Regions from separate parts of the Homo sapiens genome. Here region 1 is linked to region 2. A link is a contact called in ENCODE Hi-C data. All regions are on one chromosome and are shown on one strand. The core of a region is the stretch at or near the end of the contact, and the rest is flanking DNA. Distances in the headings are between cores, read along the strand shown.

Region 1 (5,880 bases), core at 1,493-3,992, 940 kb before region 2:
GATAAGGGTTCCCCCTTCACCTGCAGTGGCCTTGGCCATCAGCCCAGCCCTGTCTGCGGATCCAGCCTTATCTAGGCCCCACCCTCCCTCACCCCACTCTCCAGCCGGCCAACCATCTCGTTCTTTGTTACCAGAACACATGCACTGGCAGGCTCTCCACCTTTGCACTTACCATTCCCTCCTCCTAGAAGAGCCTTCCTCCCTTATCCTTCCAGCAAATTCCTGCTCAACTTTCAAGGCCCAGCTCAAAGGTCTGCTCCTGCATGAAGCCCTGTCTCACCGCCGGTTCAGTCCAAGCAGGCTGCCATCATAGACCTACCATAAACATTTATTTCTCATGGTTCTGGAGGCTGGATGCCCAAGGCCAAAGCCAAGCTGCCAGCACCCTCAGGTTCTGGTGAGGGGCCTCTTCCCTGCTTGCAGACGGCCACCTCCTTTCTGTGCATGCCCATGACATTGTTCTTCTGATAAGGCCACCAATCCTATCAAATTAGGACCCTACCCATATGACATCATCTCACTTTAATGACTTCCTAAAAGCCTTATCTCCAAATACAGTCACATGGGGGTTAGGCCTTCAACATAGGAATTTGGGGCAGGGACACAGTTCAGTCCATAACACCTCCGCAGACAAATCTGATCTCTGCCTCCTCCACAGCGCCACCTTGTTCAGGGCAGGACTTCTCTTCATCACAGCACATCCACCCTTGATTCCCATTTGTGCCTCGTGTGCATTTGATGAATGAATGAAGTCCCATCCCCTACTCCTTCTGTCTCCTCCTTCCTCCCAGCAGCCTCTGTGTGACAACTTATCCGTCTCTCCCACTGTCCCAGTTCCCAGAGGCAGGAGCCACCCTCTCATGCATCCCTGGGCTCTCGGCACCCTGCACAGGGCAGGCCCGGGTGGGTGAATTCTGGTTCAATTGTAGGAGGACCTGTGGCCCCTGGGGTTGGCGAACCCCGGGCCGGGAGTCCCACTCCTTGCCATTGTCGCCCCCACACATTCATCAGCCCCCTATTGGACAAAGTCTTATTCCCATTACTGAGGTTTCTTCCAGTCCTACGGGGCAGAGTTCCCGATCTCTGGGCAGGCAACAGCAGCTGTGCAAAAAAGGCCAGACATCGCCTTCCTCCCACAACTCCACAGGCCGGGAACCGTGCATGTACAGTGGCGTTTCTTTGTTCCTAGGTAGGAAAAGCCATTAGTTTTAGCACCGCAGAAAAAAACGCAAATCGCTCTTGGTGCTTTTTGATTTCCGTCCAGGTCTCCCTCCACAGGTGAATGCTATATGAATGGGTCCTGCATTTGGCTCAGCAAGCAGCTCTCCGGCTCACATCGGGATATTTATTTAACGTATCTGGTTTTTACTCCCTCCCGTCCAAAAGCGTCAAGCTAAAAATATCTTGTTTATGAGCTCTGGACCGAAAACGAAGCAGTTGGGCTATTAATCACTGGGACTATGTTGAATAGGAACTTGATTAAAGCGCAGTGTGCGTTGCCCAGATGAAACTGCTTCTTTACTGCGATCGTCGTGGAAGCTCGGGGCTCTCCAGCGGTGTTTTTAGCTGTGCCCCCTCCGGGGCTCCTGGGCGGGTCGTGGCGCCTTGCCAGGCCTAAGGCCACTGTCGGTGAAGGGGGTCTTCCCTCACCTGTAGGCAAGCGCGCCTCTAGCCGGGACGCAGGCGGCGTCAGGCCTCAGCGCCAGTGGCGAGGGGCGGCGCGGGCAAGGACAGGAGACACTTGAGGGCTCCCAAGACTCCATCTGGGCCCAGCTGACGGTCCGTAGCCGCCACCCCGGCCCCGGTAAAGAATGCGAGGGACGCACGTGGCTGGGGGTCTCGGTGGCAAGCTCCTTCCCCCGCCGCGGTGAGAGCATTAGCTGCCGCACTCAAGGGGCCCCAGGGCCTGGCCGCCTCGGTCCCTAGGATCCCGGGGACTACAGCGCCCGGCGAACCACTGGGCAGAGTTCTCCCTGTGCGTGCTCGGACCTGGCAGCCCGGCGGCCTGGACACCCTCGCTCCCGCCGTTGGCGCCCACCTGAATGGGGAGGCGGGGGAGGAAGCGGTGGCTTCGGGCCTCGAGGGCTGCGGCCCCCGCCTCGGAATCCCGGCCCCAGAGTTAAGTTTGTCTCCTCCCTCGGTGCGCCCCTCCCCGTGCTCGCCCCGGCGTCCAGCTCCGCTAGTCTGGGGGGCCCCGCGGTCCCGCAGGAAAAAAAATCGGCGACTCCACGCCGGGTAACAGCGCCGGCCCCGCGCGCCTAGCAAGCCGCGCGCTCCGACCTGGAGAAGTAATTATAAAGAAAGTTTTCCAGCCCGGGCGGATCGACCGGCCAGGTCCTCCAGGCTCCCGGGCCGAGGCCGCCTCCGCTCCCCGCGGGGTCCTAGCGCCCTGCGCGGCGCCGCCCATGGGACCCCGGCGTCCTCCGAGAGGTACCTCTGCGCGGAATCACAGGGGTAGCCTGGAGATCAGAGCTAGGAGACGCAGAGCCACCGCGCTCAGGACCTCTCCGCGCGTCCCAAACGGCCCCCCACCGGCCCCAGCCCCGCTGCTCTGCGCTGCAGCCTCCCCGGGACGCGGGTCCGGGACAGGCCTGGTTCTGGCTTTGAAAGAGAATCCGCGCCCCAGCAGCTCAAGACCAAGACTCGCCCTCCGCCCCCCACCCCTACCCCGTGCAGCCTCGGGATACTCCTGGGCTCCCGGCCGTGGCTGGATACGGGCGCCTAGGGCAGGCAGGAGGAGGGGGCCCCCGCTACCGACCACGTGGGCGCGGGGGCGACGGCCGGGCCGGGGGCGGAGCTTGGAGCGAGCGCCGCGGCTCTGCTGGGCGCGCTGGAGGCGGTGGGCGTTGCGCCGCGGCCTGCCTGGGGAGCGCGGCGCTGTGCCGCGCTGGTTCGCCGCCCCATGCCGGCCGCGCGCTAGGACCCAGCAGGCGCCGCGCCGCCGCAGCCCGGGGACAGAGGCCGCCTCGGACTCTAGGGGGCGACGCGGCCTGCCGGGTATAAAAGCTGGGCCGGCGCGGGCCGGGCCATTCGCGACCCGGAGGTGCGCGGGCGCGGGCGAGCAGGGTCTCCGGGTGGGCGGCGGCGACGCCCCGCGCAGGCTGGAGGCCGCCGAGGCTCGCCATGCCGGGAGAACTCTAACTCCCCCATGGAGTCGGCCGACTTCTACGAGGCGGAGCCGCGGCCCCCGATGAGCAGCCACCTGCAGAGCCCCCCGCACGCGCCCAGCAGCGCCGCCTTCGGCTTTCCCCGGGGCGCGGGCCCCGCGCAGCCTCCCGCCCCACCTGCCGCCCCGGAGCCGCTGGGCGGCATCTGCGAGCACGAGACGTCCATCGACATCAGCGCCTACATCGACCCGGCCGCCTTCAACGACGAGTTCCTGGCCGACCTGTTCCAGCACAGCCGGCAGCAGGAGAAGGCCAAGGCGGCCGTGGGCCCCACGGGCGGCGGCGGCGGCGGCGACTTTGACTACCCGGGCGCGCCCGCGGGCCCCGGCGGCGCCGTCATGCCCGGGGGAGCGCACGGGCCCCCGCCCGGCTACGGCTGCGCGGCCGCCGGCTACCTGGACGGCAGGCTGGAGCCCCTGTACGAGCGCGTCGGGGCGCCGGCGCTGCGGCCGCTGGTGATCAAGCAGGAGCCCCGCGAGGAGGATGAAGCCAAGCAGCTGGCGCTGGCCGGCCTCTTCCCTTACCAGCCGCCGCCGCCGCCGCCGCCCTCGCACCCGCACCCGCACCCGCCGCCCGCGCACCTGGCCGCCCCGCACCTGCAGTTCCAGATCGCGCACTGCGGCCAGACCACCATGCACCTGCAGCCCGGTCACCCCACGCCGCCGCCCACGCCCGTGCCCAGCCCGCACCCCGCGCCCGCGCTCGGTGCCGCCGGCCTGCCGGGCCCTGGCAGCGCGCTCAAGGGGCTGGGCGCCGCGCACCCCGACCTCCGCGCGAGTGGCGGCAGCGGCGCGGGCAAGGCCAAGAAGTCGGTGGACAAGAACAGCAACGAGTACCGGGTGCGGCGCGAGCGCAACAACATCGCGGTGCGCAAGAGCCGCGACAAGGCCAAGCAGCGCAACGTGGAGACGCAGCAGAAGGTGCTGGAGCTGACCAGTGACAATGACCGCCTGCGCAAGCGGGTGGAACAGCTGAGCCGCGAACTGGACACGCTGCGGGGCATCTTCCGCCAGCTGCCAGAGAGCTCCTTGGTCAAGGCCATGGGCAACTGCGCGTGAGGCGCGCGGCTGTGGGACCGCCCTGGGCCAGCCTCCGGCGGGGACCCAGGGAGTGGTTTGGGGTCGCCGGATCTCGAGGCTTGCCCGAGCCGTGCGAGCCAGGACTAGGAGATTCCGGTGCCTCCTGAAAGCCTGGCCTGCTCCGCGTGTCCCCTCCCTTCCTCTGCGCCGGACTTGGTGCGTCTAAGATGAGGGGGCCAGGCGGTGGCTTCTCCCTGCGAGGAGGGGAGAATTCTTGGGGCTGAGCTGGGAGCCCGGCAACTCTAGTATTTAGGATAACCTTGTGCCTTGGAAATGCAAACTCACCGCTCCAATGCCTACTGAGTAGGGGGAGCAAATCGTGCCTTGTCATTTTATTTGGAGGTTTCCTGCCTCCTTCCCGAGGCTACAGCAGACCCCCATGAGAGAAGGAGGGGAGCAGGCCCGTGGCAGGAGGAGGGCTCAGGGAGCTGAGATCCCGACAAGCCCGCCAGCCCCAGCCGCTCCTCCACGCCTGTCCTTAGAAAGGGGTGGAAACATAGGGACTTGGGGCTTGGAACCTAAGGTTGTTCCCCTAGTTCTACATGAAGGTGGAGGGTCTCTAGTTCCACGCCTCTCCCACCTCCCTCCGCACACACCCCACCCCAGCCTGCTATAGGCTGGGCTTCCCCTTGGGGCGGAACTCACTGCGATGGGGGTCACCAGGTGACCAGTGGGAGCCCCCACCCCGAGTCACACCAGAAAGCTAGGTCGTGGGTCAGCTCTGAGGATGTATACCCCTGGTGGGAGAGGGAGACCTAGAGATCTGGCTGTGGGGCGGGCATGGGGGGTGAAGGGCCACTGGGACCCTCAGCCTTGTTTGTACTGTATGCCTTCAGCATTGCCTAGGAACACGAAGCACGATCAGTCCATCCCAGAGGGACCGGAGTTATGACAAGCTTTCCAAATATTTTGCTTTATCAGCCGATATCAACACTTGTATCTGGCCTCTGTGCCCCAGCAGTGCCTTGTGCAATGTGAATGTGCGCGTCTCTGCTAAACCACCATTTTATTTGGTTTTTGTTTTGTTTTGGTTTTGCTCGGATACTTGCCAAAATGAGACTCTCCGTCGGCAGCTGGGGGAAGGGTCTGAGACTCCCTTTCCTTTTGGTTTTGGGATTACTTTTGATCCTGGGGGACCAATGAGGTGAGGGGGGTTCTCCTTTGCCCTCAGCTTTCCCCAGCCCCTCCGGCCTGGGCTGCCCACAAGGCTTGTCCCCCAGAGGCCCTGGCTCCTGGTCGGGAAGGGAGGTGGCCTCCCGCCAACGCATCACTGGGGCTGGGAGCAGGGAAGGACGGCTTGGTTCTCTTCTTTTGGGGAGAACGTAGAGTCTCACTCTAGATGTTTTATGTATTATATCTATAATATAAACATATCAAAGTCAATGTCGGTGTCTTTTTAAAACCAGAAAGAAGCTACTTCCAAGGTTGTCTGTGGGCCAGGTCACATTTGTAAATAATACAGCATTTTCCCTGGCGGCAATCCTGACTTTCATGAGCTCTCCATCCATCCTGAGCCCCTCTTACCCTAAGGGGGTGACTTACTTCCCCCAGGCAAGACAAATAAATAGCAGAGGACAAGGCTCCAAATGGAGTATGTCCAGAGCCTGAAGGCAGTCTCTTGGGGTCAGGGGAGG
Region 2 (5,698 bases), core at 1,875-4,374:
AATAGACAATGCAAAAAAGAAGTGGGCAATAATAGCCCATAAACAAATGAAAAGATGCTCAAACTCAGAAATTATCAGGGAAATGCAAACAAAAGCACAGTAATACACTGCTATACATCTACCAAAACAATAAAGATTAAAGACTGACAACACAAAGTGCTGGTGAGGATGTGAATAGGTACAACCATTTTGGAAAACTGTTGACACTGTCTACCAAAGCTGAATACATATACATGTCCAATTACCAAGAAATTCCACCCCTAGGTATAAACCCAATGGAAATGGACTCATTTCATATATGTGCCCAAAAACATGTAAAAGAATGTTAAAATGGTATCAGATCATATCAGGGAGGAAAACCTTACAATAACTCAAATGTCTATTCACAGAACAATGAATAAATTGCGGTGGTCTTAACAGTGGAATACTATGTAACAATGAAATGCAATTCTGCTAGGTGGAACTATACAGACACACACATACACACACGTTGAGCAAAAAAATCTGAACATAAAGTAGAATATGTACTGTATGATTCCATTTTTATTAAGTTCAGAAACAGAAAACACTAATTGATAATGTTAGAAGTCAAGATAGTGGATACCAGACAGAGGGGAGGGGTGGGTAATGACTGGAAGGCCCACGAAGGGGTGCTGCTGAAGAGCTCATAATGGTTTGTGTTACAAGCATGAGTTTAATTTGTGATTATTCATCAGCTGTACCTTTATGATTTATGCAATTTTCAGGAGGCATGGTAACATCAATTATAAAATCTATTTAAAAAATTTAGAGGGAGGGAGGGAGAGAGAGACTTAAGATACTCTCTTAATAGAGCGGCTGGACCTTGTTTGGTTCTCAATATGAAAAAGCTACCTCCAAAAGTATGTTTTGAAACAATTAGGGGAAAATGGGTATTTTTGGACTGGGTATTAAAAAAAATTCATCTTATATTATTTGGGCAGCTATTCTACTTAAGGAAGAAAAGGCGTAATAATACCACTACACATTTATTTTCAAGCACAAATTAAACTTACACAAAAAGCTTATAGAATCAGACCCATTTTATAGATGGGAAGAACTGAGGGATATGGACAACTATCAGTCAACATTTACCGAGCACCTACTATGTCCCGGGCAGTGTGTGGAGTACTTGAGCCCAAAGCCCATGTACTTCCCTTGACATCATGCTGTCCCCCTGCCACAGTACAGTTTCAGAACCTAAGCACAGTACAGTTGTATTTCTAAGGGAAAATGGGTTCCATGCCTTATGGTTAAAAAGAAACTGATACTCTTAGGACAATGTTTTGTTCTCCCATCTTGTTCTCTACAAAAGTGGTACTGGGAGATGTAAATCAGGGCAGGTCCAGCAGTGCAATATTGAACTAAACCAAGGACCATCTAATATGAAAAATTTTGAGTGGAACTTTTCAGTAAAACTTTGGGGCCAATGTTATAAATGTCAGGTATAATCTCTCACCTTATACAAAAATCAACTCAAGATGGATTAAGGACTTAAACCTAAGACCTGAAACTACAAAAATTCTAGAAGATAACATTGGAAAAACCCTTCTAGACACTGGCGTAGGCAAGGATTTCATGACCAAAACCCCAAAAGCAATTGCAATAAAAACAAAGATAAATAGCTGTATCTAATTAAAGAGCTTTGGCAAAGCAAAAGGAACAGTCAGCAGAGTACACAGACAACCCAGAGTGGGTGAAAATCTTCACAATCTATACATCTGACAAAGGACTAATATCCAGAATCTACAATGAACTCAAACAAATCAGTAGGAAAAAAACAATCAATCCCATCAAAAAGTGGGCTAAGGACATAAATAGACAATTCTCAAAAGAAGATACGCAAATGGCCAACAAACATATGAAAAAATCATTAACGATCAGGGAAATGCAAATCAAATGCAACATCACTAATGATCAGGGAAATGCAAATCAAAACCACAGTGTGATACCACCTTACTCCTGTAAGAATGGCCATAATCAAAGAATCAATAAACAGTAGATGTTGGTGTGGATGTGGCGATAAGGAACACTTCTACACGGTTGGTGGGAATGCAAACTAGTACAGCCACTATGGAACAGTGTAGAGATTCCTTAAAGAACTAAAAGTAGAACTACCATTTGATCCAGCAATCCCAGGAAAAGAAGTCATTATTGGAAAAAGATGCTTGCACGCGCAAGTTTATAGCAGCACAATTCACAATAGCAAAATCGTGGAACCAACCCAAATGCCCATCAATCAACGAGTGGATAAAGAACTCGGAGATATATATATATGATTGAATACTACTCAGCCATAAAAAGGAATGAATTAACAGCATTTGCAGTGACCTGGATGAGATTAGAGACTATTATTCTAAGTGAAGTAACTCAGGAATGGAAAACCAAACATCGTATGTTCTCACTGATACGTGGGAGCTAAGCTATGAGGACGCAAAGGCATAAGAATGATAAAATGGCTTTGGGGACTTGGGGGGAAAGAGTGGGAGGAGGGCGAGGGATAAAAGACAACAAATATGGTGCTGTGTATACTGCTCGGGTGATGGATGCACCAGGTTCTCACAAATTACCACTGAAGAACTTACTCATGTAACCAAACACCACCTGTACCTCAACAACTTATGGAAAAATAAAATTTAAAAAAGAAAAAAAAAGAAATGTCAGGTATAACTATAATTGGTGTATGGTTTACACAGAGTAAGAACAAAGTTATTAATAGCTGCATTGGTAGGCACTGGGATAGAATGATGTCATTTTAATCTTTCCCTGTCCTTCCACAGGAATGGAAAACAGCTCTCTTTTTTTCTGGGTAAGAACAGGGCTTCTGAGATAATCTGACAACTTCATGAGCAGAAAATGGGAACAAGCCCCTTCAATGCACCAAGTAACATGCTGGGTACTTCATAAATATAATCTCACCTAATCTTCACAAAGCCTTATGAGCGGGGAAGTATTCTCCCGAGTTTCGTATGGGAAAAGAGGCTTAGTATGGCATAACATTCCCAAGGTCCCCAGTGGGGCACAGAAACTGTGTGGTCCAGGCCTGTGATGCTCCCAAGATACTAGAGTGACTCCAGAGCAGCCAGACATAGCATGGGGACCTCAGCAGGGACAGCACTCTGCCTGGGCCCAGCATCTCTTTTGTAAAATGAGCTCTGCCTGCCTACCCTGGCACAGAATTAATTCTTCTTTGTTTCCCTAGTGTTTAGAGGTCATCAGCCTTTTAGTACTTTTCTTTGGTTAGATAATGAATTATTGAGAAGATAAAAGCTGGGCCCAGTAACTACCAGCTACCACTTACTGGCTGTTTATTATGTGCTGGTACCTTAGGTATTTTATTTCACCCTCACAACCTTAATATCCTCATTCTATTAACGACAAAAGCAGCACAGAGAGGTGAAACAGTTTGCGCAAGATCACAAATCTCACAAGTGGGAGAGCTCAGATTCAATCCCAGGACTATCTGCCCCCAGAACCAGGGATCCATGAAGCCGTACTGCCCAGACCACAAGGATGGGGTCATTGAAGGACTGGAATGACAGCATAAAAAGCAAAAGCACGAGAAAGGAACAGGTTTCACCACTACAGAAAACTTGTTATGTAATAGGCACACTAAAATAAACAATAAATCTTTTGTGCCCTTGTGCAAAGTTTAGAAGTTGTGCAACAAGGCCTTGTAGCTCTTTAAGAACTCATTACTGCTGCCTGTGAGCATGTTTCTTAACAAAATGTAGGGAATCAGAAATGCATAGGATATGGCATGAACTCTGAGAAACCAAGCCCAAACTCTGACCATAAGTGCACCAGGCAACGAAACTGAATGAAGCAGACATGAAATGAGCCAGAGAAACTCCTGTGATCCTTGAATTAAGTCAGACATTATAAAGGCTACGCTACCAGCTCCGCTTAAAGCACACAGTATAGGACAACGAGGAGAAAGTCCTAGAAACATCCTGGAATAGAACATGTTAATCCGTAATGCTCTGCGACCAGAAATCCCATGAAGGCAAAGGATGGTGAGTATTTAAAGAAAGTTAAAAGGAGAGCCATGACATTAGAAAATAAGACTTATGAGGAAAAACTGATAATAAGTACAAAGAGGGAGATATGACAAAACTGTATCTAAGGCATAACCACACCAAACCCAGTGACAAAGTGGAGTGTGAATAAATTTGGAAAATAACAGACTGAGAGTTCTCTGATGTTACACAAAGAGGATGCTCACGGGATGTTGCCCGTTGGTAGGAAGACCCTAGGACAACTGCAATGAATCCTATGAATCTGTGAATATTTTAAGAACACAAGAAAACATCCCTGAGACACTGACAGCTATCAAAATGAATCTTTAAGCTGCAAGACTGATCTAATAAAGCAGATGTAAAACCTTCAACAGAACTAGAATCGCTAACCTTTTTCCTAAGTATTTGAGGGTTTACTTGCTTATTGTTTGTCTACAAGTTCCATGACAGCAAAGATGACGTCTGTTTTGTTATGACTGTAGTCCAAGAATCTAGCACGGCCCCTGAAGCATAATATTTGCTCAATAAATATTTCTCCATGAATGAAAGAACAATCTAATTCTGGACCCGGAGAAATGTTATTTTCTTCTTACTTAAATCACATGAATCTGGCACGGTATGTCTAAATTCAAGGATACCAAAAATATAAAGGCAAAGCTTTCTCCTCCTATCAGGTAAACTAGTGTTCCCTGTTTCCATCACATTCTCCTAAACATTTCCCAGTATAAATCACGAATGTAAATATACTCAGTCCCACCTATTAAATAGACTGATTGGACATGGTGTAACCATGTAATCCCAGCACTTTGGGAGGCCAAGGTGGGCGGACACTTGAGGCCAGGAGTTCAAGACCTGGCGAAACCCCGTCTCTAATTAGCTAATCATGGCACATGCCTGTGGTCCCAGCTACTTGGGAGGCTGAGGCATGAGAATCACTTGAACCCGGGAGGCGGAGGTTGCCGTGAGGTGAGATCACTCCACTGCACTCCAGCCTGGGTGATGACAGAGCGAGACTCTGTCAAAGAAAAAAAGGAAGGAAGGAAGGAAGGAAGGAGGGAGGGAGGGAGGGAGGGGAGGGAAAGGAAAGGAAGGAAAGGAAGGAAGGAAAGGAAGAAAGGAAAGGAAGAAAGGAAAGGAAGGAAGGAAACGAAGGAAGGAAAGGAAGGAAGGAGGGAGGGAGAGAGGGAGGGAGGGAAGAAAAGGAAAGGAAGGAAAGGAAAGGAAGGAAAGGAAGAAAGGAAAGGAAGGAAGGAAAGGAAGGAAAGGAAGGAAGGAAAGGAAGGAAGGAAGAAAAGAAGGAAGGAAGGAAAGAAGGAAGGAAGGAAGACACTGAGGAGGACTGAGGCAAGGTCAAACACCTTCCACAGAGTTTTAAGACTCTGCAAACAGATGTACTTTCTGAAGAGTGATTATAAGTAAGTCTGCTGGTTTGCAAATTAAGCACATATTAAATATTCGAAACCATACACAGATCACCACACTTTGGGATTAAACAATGACCTTTTATGGCACAATCTGTCAGGTTTTCATTGAGATTAATACAATAACTTTCCCACACTCACTTGTATCATATCTACAGAATCTGGGGAGAGAGTTAAACCTGCTAAGTTTTGACAAGGGGGTGAAAGTTCATGCGCATTGCCTAGCACTATCACTGAGAA

What was found. Hi-C counts contacts between places; a loop is a spot of excess contacts on that map. Pooled maps may share reads with other maps.
Region 1: a loop to region 2 is called in a pooled map of gastrocnemius medialis, with 2.5 times the contacts of the local background. The contact joins the promoter of CEBPA-DT here to the enhancer-like site in region 2. A Hi-C loop is called at or near these places in 2 of 168 maps with a recorded cell type or tissue (PC-9 and gastrocnemius medialis) and 1 of 50 pooled maps.

Annotation. Positions count from the first base shown.
Region 1 is chr19:33,299,683-33,305,562 of GRCh38, reverse strand. CEBPA-DT (CEBPA divergent transcript) reads right to left here and starts at 2,742. Exons shown (of 1, transcript NR_026887.2): 1 at 506-2,742. CEBPA (CCAAT enhancer binding protein alpha) reads left to right here and starts at 3,029. Exons shown (of 1, transcript NM_004364.5): 1 at 3,029-5,629. The coding sequence starts at 3,149. The coding sequence ends at 4,225. RefSeq lists silencers at 2,289-2,548, 2,629-3,198.
Region 2 is chr19:32,361,295-32,366,992 of GRCh38, reverse strand. The region is part of intron 5 of ZNF507 (zinc finger protein 507); the gene reads right to left. Among named protein-coding and RNA genes, the nearest start is that of ZNF507, 19 kb to the right of the region's middle. Within about 2 kb of position 3,124, at least 5 of the 41 ENCODE cell types and tissues checked have a DNase peak (open chromatin) inside an H3K27ac peak, as active enhancers do; they include PC-9, where a contact is called at or near this core.